2 separate regions of the Homo sapiens genome follow, and region 1 is linked to region 2. Evidence: chromatin contacts called from ENCODE Hi-C or POLR2A ChIA-PET data. All regions are on one chromosome and are shown on one strand. Each heading gives the region's core, a stretch centred on a gene start or an enhancer-like site at or near the end of the contact. The rest is flanking DNA. Distances are from core to core; before and after follow the strand shown. Region 1 has its middle 37 kb from the start of LINC03099. Region 2 has its middle 25 kb from the start of LINC03053.

The links. Hi-C counts contacts between places; a loop is a spot of excess contacts on that map. ChIA-PET counts read pairs that join two places held with the same protein, here RNA polymerase II (POLR2A). Pooled maps may share reads with other maps.
Region 1: a loop to region 2 is called in a pooled map, with 2.9 times the contacts of the local background. The contact joins two enhancer-like sites. A Hi-C loop is called at or near these places in 1 of 50 pooled maps. POLR2A ChIA-PET finds 5 or more read pairs at or near these places in 2 of 52 experiments (B cell and activated CD4-positive, alpha-beta T cell).

The regions. Positions count from the first base shown.
Region 1 is chrX:40,297,205-40,301,669 of GRCh38, forward strand. No RefSeq gene overlaps it. Among named protein-coding and RNA genes, the nearest start is that of LINC03099, 37 kb to the left of the region's middle. Within about 2 kb of position 2,112, at least 4 of the 41 ENCODE cell types and tissues checked have a DNase peak (open chromatin) inside an H3K27ac peak, as active enhancers do.
Region 2 is chrX:39,981,862-39,986,155 of GRCh38, forward strand. No RefSeq gene overlaps it. Among named protein-coding and RNA genes, the nearest start is that of LINC03053, 25 kb to the right of the region's middle. Within about 2 kb of position 2,435, at least 3 of the 41 ENCODE cell types and tissues checked have a DNase peak (open chromatin) inside an H3K27ac peak, as active enhancers do.

The DNA of each region.
Region 1 (4,465 bases), core at 862-3,361, 320 kb after region 2:
CCCACCTCTGGACTTCATTTTATCAGACATTAAACCTCAGATTTGGCTGGGTGTGGTGGCTCACGCCTGTATTCCCAGCACTTTGGGAGGCCGAGGCGGGTGGATTGCTTGAGGTCAGGAGTTCGAGACCAGCCTGGTCAACATGGTGAAACCCCGTGTCTACTAAAAATAATAATAATTAAAAAAATTAGCTAGGCATGGTAGCGCATGCCTGTAGTCCCAGCTACTCGAGAGGCTGAGGCAGGAGAATCGCTTGAACCTGGGAGGTGGAGGTTGCAGTGAGCCGAGACTGCGCCACTGCACTCCAGCCTGGGTGACAGAGCAAGACTCCTTCTCAAAAAAACAAAACAAAACAAAACAAAACAAAACCCCCCTCAGATTTGTGTAAGCCTCTGTAGTTAGGTCTCTGTTATTAGCACCTGAACTCAAGTGCTAATTCATTTCCATGCCAGTCCTCAATGCCCATGTCTCCTCAGGGCTGGTCCAGAGTCAGGGATGCAGATGGAAAAGGAAGCTTCATTTGGTGAGCACCTTCCATGGGCTCGATGTGTTTTGTCAGCTAATCCTGAAAACCATTCTGGCCATCAGTGTTGCTCTCCTCAGTTTGACAGGTGAGAAAACTGGTCTGAGAGGTTACATGGCTTGACAGTGGGGAGGAAGGAGCAACCTGCTCCACCACAACTGAGGTCCCCTTCGTGTCCCTGGAGGAGTGCCCTGGGTGACCCTCTGAGGCTGGGCATTGTTGGCTTGGACTGATCCTCATTGGCACCCAAGTGGACTTCTGTCTGTCCAGAAAATTAGGGGAGATGAGTGTCAGAAAAGAGCCTTTATAAATCTCCTGTCTTTCCTCATTCTTACTCATGAGAGAAAACTCCAGAAAACTTCAATGAGGATAGGGGCCAGAGGGTAGGGAGGAGCTGTGAGGCAGGCAGGCAGGCAGTCTTCTGCCCTTTGTGCTCAGAGAATCACAAATCCCTCGGCAGAGGAGGAGGAGGAAGGGACCCATCTCTGAGGCAGGGGCCTCTGAGGGGCCTGAGAAGGTGTTCAGGCTTTGAAGGCTTGGAGGCTGCGGTGTCCTCGGCCTGGAACACTTGTTCCCCGTGAAACCTGAAAGTCCACCTTCTCCCTGACCTCTAAGGGCAGCTGCAGCAGGAAGATAATTTTCTGGGGCAGATTTATTATCTCAAAGGTCACTAGTAAGCACCGGTGAGCCCAGCTCCTGGAAGACAGGTCCTCCCGCCGCTCTGCCTGACTCACTTCCATTTCTAGTACATTTTGAGGAGAGGGAGAATTTTCCAGAAGCCCGAATTCTTCCTTTAGATCTCCCTGAGTTCCACATTTCCAGCTTTCCTGTTCAGGGGCCAGGGCCTCTCTTTCCTCCCCCTCTCCATCTGCCCAGGAACTTGCAGAGGTGAAGCCCAGCCCCGACACCCCTGCAGAGCGCAGCCCTGACACCCCTGCAGAGCGCAGCCCCGAGCAGGAGAGAGGAGCAATGGATTTCTCAGCACTGGAGAAAGAGCGAGGCAGACGCAGGGCAGGAGCACAGGCTGGAGGCTCAGAGGACCTCCTCAGGGCCCTGGCTGCCTCTAACAGCCTCTCCCTGTCCCTGACTCCCCTCGGAAAATGTGACCGGCCAGGCCCTCCGGACAAGCCCCCGACGCGCCTCCCCCTTCACAGGCTCTCAGGCGGAGGAGATGGAAAGCAGACCCTCCCGAATGTTTAACTTCAGCGGAGATGATAATAACTTTCCCATGGACGCAACTGTATCCTTTCCCTGTGTTCCTTCGGGGATCCCGAAACTCCATACGGTTCTCATTTGCAGCTCGTTCCTGAGGAGGCCTCATTTCCTCGCCACACACCCCTGATGTGGTCAGGGTCTCCCTCCCACAGCCCGGGCGGGGGCGGGGCGCGGGTGGGGGAGGGAGCTTCCCTGAGCTTTTCTCTAACGCCTGCCCCCACCCCACTTTGCCAGCCCTGGCCTCCCCGATCCCTCCCTTAGCCTCTGCCCTTTCCCTACCACGGCCCCCAGCTCCAACACCTCAGGCCTTTCAGCTCCTGCTCTCCACGGCCAGGGACCGCGGTCAGGGCTGGGGCTGTTCCCTAGGCAGAAGTGTCCTTTCTAGAATTTTCTAGCACCCAGCCCGATGGGCATGTGGAATGACTCCAGGGGTCACCATTAGCATTGTATCCTATGTGAATGGCGCCTCCTGGAGTTATAAGACGAATGGTTCCCCTGCTAGGTCCTAAAAGGAGAGTCGCTTCCCAGCCCCTTTCCAGCCAGGAAAAGACCCCAGCGGCTTTTTCCCACACCTCAACCCCCTCTTGCCAGCCAGCTCTGCTCCTTAAGCTACTCCCACCGCACCCCTCTCATAACTTTGATTTGCAGGAAGCCAAGAGGAGTCCGAAGAGGAAAGAAAAAACAGGAGACTCTCACTTTGCCTAGCACTTTGGTTTGGTTGATATTAACACTTTCACATTTACTGTACCTTTCAAGCTTCAAAACACCCCTGTCGGGGGCTTTGGGGAGGAGGTTTGTTATCACATTTGACAAAAGAAATGAGCAAGCAGAGACCCAGAGAGCATTAGAGGAAGAGCCTGGGTCCATTAGGTCCTGTTTCTGCCCCTCCATTTCAGAGGTCAGGAGGCAGGAAAGGAGGAAACGGAAGGTGAAGTCTCCTGCTCCAGCATATGTCAGCTGTGTAACCGCGCATGAGTCACGTAACCGCTCCGTGCCTCGGTCTCTTCATCTGTAAAATGGGCACGATGATAGCATAGCTCTGGGTTAATAAAGGGGAAGTATTAAGAACAGTGCCAGGCATGAAGTAAATGCTATTACTGTTCTTGCTGCTGATATTATGAGATGTGAATGAAAGATCACGGAACTCTGCTTCTCTTTTCCTCTCAGTCCCCAGTCTCCAATACCCCAGTCAGAGAACTTGGATGACAAGTAAACCCCGTTGATGGTGCTGCTGTCTTCTCTGCATCTGGCTGTCACTTCAGATCTGGCCATCATGTTTGGTTTTCCAGGCCTGGTTCCAGTGCATTCGATCCCCCTCTCCCCGTTGCCAGCCGGCCAGGGTCCGCCTGGGCCTCAGGGGTCCCAGATTTGCCTTCTTGGTTGCCCAAGGTCTCAGTAACCCACAGAGAAGCTCAGGAGCGAGGCTTGCCCTCAAAGGCCGGCCCTTCAGGGCGGTTCTTTTGTCTCAGGCTGGACCCAAGATAAATAGATGTGATTAGGAGATCAAAGCCTTTTCCATGGGTTTGGCCTGAGGGGGCCCTTTGATCGGCCAGCCATCCCTTCACTGCCACCCACATCACCCCCACCACCCCTGTGTCCTCTCTGCTCAGAAACCCTTCCCTGCTCTCCAGCTGCCGCCTCTGCTCCCCAAGCTGGGCCAGGCAAGCCTTGCCTGGTGAAGGGTAGCTGGGTTTCCCCCCTCCAGGTTGTTTACTAAATCACCAGTTCGAAGCCGAAGCCAGCACGCTGCAGCAGGTCTGCGAAACCCAAATGGTTTCATTTTGAGCCTCAGTTGCAAAACCTGAAATCTTGATATGCTTGTAAATGATGGGCGGTGAATCACGCTCTCTGGGTATCTAATTAGATACAGGTCCTGCCCGGTCGCCTAGAACTTCACCCAGTAAAGAGAGGGATCATTACGAGCATTCTTTCTTTTTCCTTTGAAAAGAGTAGGCATTCCCGTGTAAGTGCTTATTGCGGAGAACCTGTGGAATTTTCCTTAATTGCTCAGAATGTACCCTCTGCCATTGATGGGCTCCTGTTCAGGCTGTGCAGGCAGGCAGCTAAGCCCGAAACTAGAAGGGATGTATGTTTATTACTGGGCACATTACAGGACAGGACACCTCCTTGCCATCAATACAGGCCATGGGGGTGTTGGCTGGCCTGTCCCTGGGGCTGTCGTCCCTCTGTCTTAACACCATAGTTCTCTGGGCCCTGCTCAGGGAGTTGACAATGTGCAGGGCAACTGTGTGTCTGCGAGGGGAGAATTTCCTTGTAAGAACACAGTTGTCTGGGAGATGGAGGACCGTTTCAGGAGAGAAACTCTAGCGGGGAGGGACACCCCTGCTCTGAGATTCCCTCGGGATGGGGGCAGACAAATGGGGAGCTCTGGCTGCTTTTATACTTTCATCTCCAGAATGACAGGCCTTGGGGAAACTGTTTTTCCTAATCCAAGAGGGATGGATAACCTAGGTTCATTCGTTGAACAAACATTTAGTGAGTGCCTATCATGTGCTAGGAGCTGGTCCAGGCACTGGGGATATATCAGTGAACAAGATGGATACAAGATTTCATCTCTCATGGAGTGGGAACAGGAAATGTAATCACTGAGTAAATTTTCTCATCTGCTAAAAAAGGAGAGATGTGCTATGGACAAAAGTAAAAGGATGGAAGGGGAAGCGGGGGATTGGGCAAGTGAGCCGGGGGTGGTGGCTGTATTGATAGGGC
Region 2 (4,294 bases), core at 1,185-3,684:
AAAGGTAGACTAGACTCTGAGTATCTCCCTTCAGAGTGAATCAATATTTCCCAAAAGCCTCCACCCAGTAGATCCCCCACCTCATTGGTCAGGTCTGAGCCACAAGTACATTTCCAACCCAGTCCCCAGCAAAAGAAATAGACTGAGCATGCAGAGGAGTGATAGGTGTCAAAGAGTCAGTCACCATGCCCTCCACAAGCCCACAAGGGCATGCTCTCATTATAGATGACCTCCAAGAAATGCAACTCATGGGGTTTTCAGCAGATGTGACTGACAGGGTTAAATGTGGCAACAGACAGGGATCCACAATGGCTGCTCTGAGATAATGCTGGACTGTGGGTGCGGAAGGCATGCTGGGTATCCACCAACATTGAGCAGGGCTGTGAACCACGAATGGGCAGAGATCAACTTCCCCCAGGGCCACCCTGACCGATACATGGAGGCTGGCTCTTGTAGGGCAGCCTGGGACAGTGTGCATGTTGGCACACAGTCCCAGTCCTACCTGCAGAGAACATCCAGTTGAGGCAAGAGAGCCAAGTGTCAGTTTGTGGGCAATTGAGAGCAGAGAGCTGTCCAGAGGGATCAGGCCTGGAAAAGTAGGGTGGGAAGAACTAGGTTAAGTTTGAAGGGGGGCTCAATCTCAAGAAGGAACATGGAAGATGTCTTAGCTTTCTGTTGCTATAACAGAATACCTGACACTGAGTAATTTATAATGAACAGAAATTTACTTCTCACAGTTCTGGAGGCTGGAAAGTCCAAAATCAAGGCACCGGCATCTGACGAGGGCTTTCTTTCTGTGTCTTCACAGAGTGGAAGAGCAGAAAAGAGAGGAACCTACTCCTGCAAGCCCTTTTTATAACAACATAATCCATTCGTGAGAATGGAGCCCTCATGACTTACACACGTCTCATTAGGACCCACATCCCAACACTATTGCATTGGCCATTACGTTTCAACATGACTTTTGGAGGGGACAAAAATATTCAAACCATAGCAGAATAAGTTTTTTGGAGTGTTCCCCCAGAGGAATACGTTAAGACAAGGATTCCAGTGCAAATAGTGCATACATGTTTCAGTTATCTATTGCTGGGCAATGAACCACCCCAACACTTGGTGGCTTAAAACAAACAACCATTATTTGCTCACAATTTTACAACTTGAGCATCAGCTAGGGCAGCTCAAGTGGGGCTGGAAGAATTGTTTTCTAAAGAGCTAGCAAGTTGGTGCAGGCTGTTGCCTGGCAGCTTGACAGCGGCTATGCAGGCCTCTCCATGCGGTTGCCTGGACTCCCCCAACAGCACAGTGACTGGGTTCCAAGGCAGATGAAGTGGAAGCCACCATGCCTCTAAAGGTCTAGGCCTAGAACCAGCACAGCATCATGTTGCCACGTGCTATTGCTCAAAACCATCCCAGGCCCAGCCCAGATTCAAAGGAATGGAGAAAGACACTTTGTTAGTTTGCTAGGGCTGCCTTAGTAAAGTGCCACACAGACTGAGTGGCTTATTTTTTTTTTTTTTTTGACAGTGTCTTGCTCTGTCGTACAGGCTGGAGTGTAGTGGTGTGATCTCGGCTCACTGCAACCTCCGACTCCTGGGCTCAAACGATTCTCCGCCTCAGCCTCCCGAGTAGCTGGGATTACAGGCGCCCGCCATCATGCCCGGCTAATTTTTGTATTTTTAGTAGAGACGGGGTTTCACCATGTTGGCCAGGCTGGTCTCGAACTCCTGACCTCAAGTGATCCACCCACCTTAGCCTCCCAAAGTGTTGGGATTACAGGCATAAGCCACCACGCCTGGCTAATACTGAGTGACTTTAAACAATAGAAATTCATTCTTTCACAGTTCTGAAGGCCAGAAGTCTGAATCCAAGAGGTCAACAGGGTTGGTTCCTCCATGGGGGTTCTGAGGAAGAATCTGTCCCAGGCTTCTTTCCTGGCTTCTGTGGTTGCCAGCAATCCTTGGCATTCCTCGGTTTCAGCAGCATCACCTCATCTCCACCTCTGCAGTCACGTGGTATGTCTGTGCATCTGTCTCTGCCTCTTTGCATGGCCTTCTTCTCTCTTTGTGTTTGTGTGTCTCTGTGCCCACATTTCCTCTTCTAACAAGTACATTCGTCATTAGATTCAGGGCTGCTCGCCCTAATCCAGTATGACCTCATCTTAACTTGATTACATCTGCAAACAGCCTGTTTCCAAACGAAGTCATATTTACAGGTACTGGGGATTGAGACCTCAACATATCTTTTTGTGGGACACAATTCAATCCATAACAACACCCTATCTCTTAGTAGGGGGGATGACAAAGAATTTGCAACCATCGCTATTCCACCCCAATCAGAATGATCCCAGGAAAGGAAGCAAGGAAGCCAGCAGAGAAGGGAAGGAAGCCAAGAAAGCTTATGTAATCAAGGCAGCTGTTACTGTGGGCAACTGGGGCTCAATCCTACCAGGGATCTCTGGGAGACGGCGTAGAACACGCCTCAAAGTTTCCCCAACAGAAGGATGAGGCAGCTGGAGTATTTATCTGCTGATCCCCCCGTCACGGCTGCATTTCTGGCCTGCCCTGCGTGCTGAAAGAGTGCACAGCCAGCAAAACTCCCTCAGGCCGAGGCATGGGTGTTTGAGGCTACAGGCAGGCGGGTGGGGCACCAAAAGTGTCTGCTACAAAGAGCAGGTCAAGACAAGCCACCAGGAGGAGCAGAGATGTCCCCTGGCAAAATTCCAATCCCACAGGTTGAACCACTAGCGAGGGTTGCAGGGTACATGGGGCTACAGAAATGAACCCTAGGGGCCACCCCACAACCATGTAGCTAGGGAACCAAGGCAACCAAGCTCCAGGATGAGGCTTAAGGGAGCAGCTTCCCAGCCTGGGAAGACAGAGCGGGGCAGTGGGGAGCTGGGTCTGCCACAACCACATCCCCTACTGTGGGGGCTAAAGTCCAAGACTGGAGCATGGCTGGGCCTCGGCGTTCACCCTAGCAGCTTTTCCTGCCCAAAACAGTTATTCTGACCCAAGTCTCAGGAAAAAAGAGGAGGCGGGAGGCCACAGAGAAGCAGGCTGAATGTTTTTCGCTCTCTGTTTGTCACCTCCCCTTGCTCACCCCACAAACCCTCGCAGGCTCTCATGGCCTGCAAAGCCGCCTGCAGAAATCACAGCCATGAGTTTCTCATGAATGATTTTAAGTGATTCTTGCTCTGTCCATGGAGGGAAATCACTTATTGAAAATCCAGCAAAAGCCTGGCCAACTGAGGGCTGCTCTGACAGCATGGCCACTGGCGTTCAAACCACAAGGGGTCCTGGGAGAGAAAGGGGATCCTTGGGCCAAGGCAGGCATGAGCCCGAGGCCATACCCTCAGAAAATCAGGCCACTGTGCCCCCACTCTGTGCCTCGCACGCATGGTCTCATTTAATCCTTCCAACCCGTCATTCGCTGGCTCAGTCATTCGTTATGCAACGAATAATCACCCAGCACTTGCTGTATGTCACTCGCTGTTGTGGGCCCTGGGAAACTGTGGTGAACAAAACAGATTTAAAAAAAAAAAAATCCCTGCAGTCAAGAGCTTACATTTTTGTGGGAAAGAAAGGTAGCAAACAAATAAGCCAAACATGTAGTTTTATGGTAGTGAGTGGGAAGGAGAAAAGGAGACAGGGAATATAGGAGCTGGGGTTTGGGGAAAGGATGCAGTTTTCAAAAGCGTGACCAGGGACTTACTTGCTGAGAAGTTGACACTTCAACAAAGACCTTGAGCAGTGCAGGAAGGAGCCCTGCAGACAATACAGAAAGAGCAGGCCAGGGAACCGCATAACAGCAGAGGGAATAGCCAGTGCAAAGGCCCTGAGGGAGGAGTGAGCTCAGTGTATTCCAGGAACGGCAAAGCAGCCCATGTGGCTGAAAGGGAGGAAGGGAGGGGAGGTGAGTGGCCTTGAGCTCAGAGAAGGGAGGGGGCAGGAACCAGACCAGCCAGGGCCTTCCTAACACCCTTGACTTTCACTCATATAACACAGGAAGGCTCTGGAGAATTGTGTGCCAAAAGGGACAGGATCTGACTCGGGTTTCAGGGGATACCTCTGGCTGTTGTTTCCAGAACAGACTGTAAGGGGTGAGGACAAAAGGGAGGACCTCAGTGACCAGTCATTCTCCATATCCAGATTCTCAGAACCACGAATGTAGTCATAAATATGATTTTAGCAAGAAGTGTTTTTAACTTCACTACTAGCATTCTACAAAACCTACCTTCATTATTCTCATTTCAAAGATAAAGTAACAGGCCAGTTGGTGGGTACTTTGACCAGGA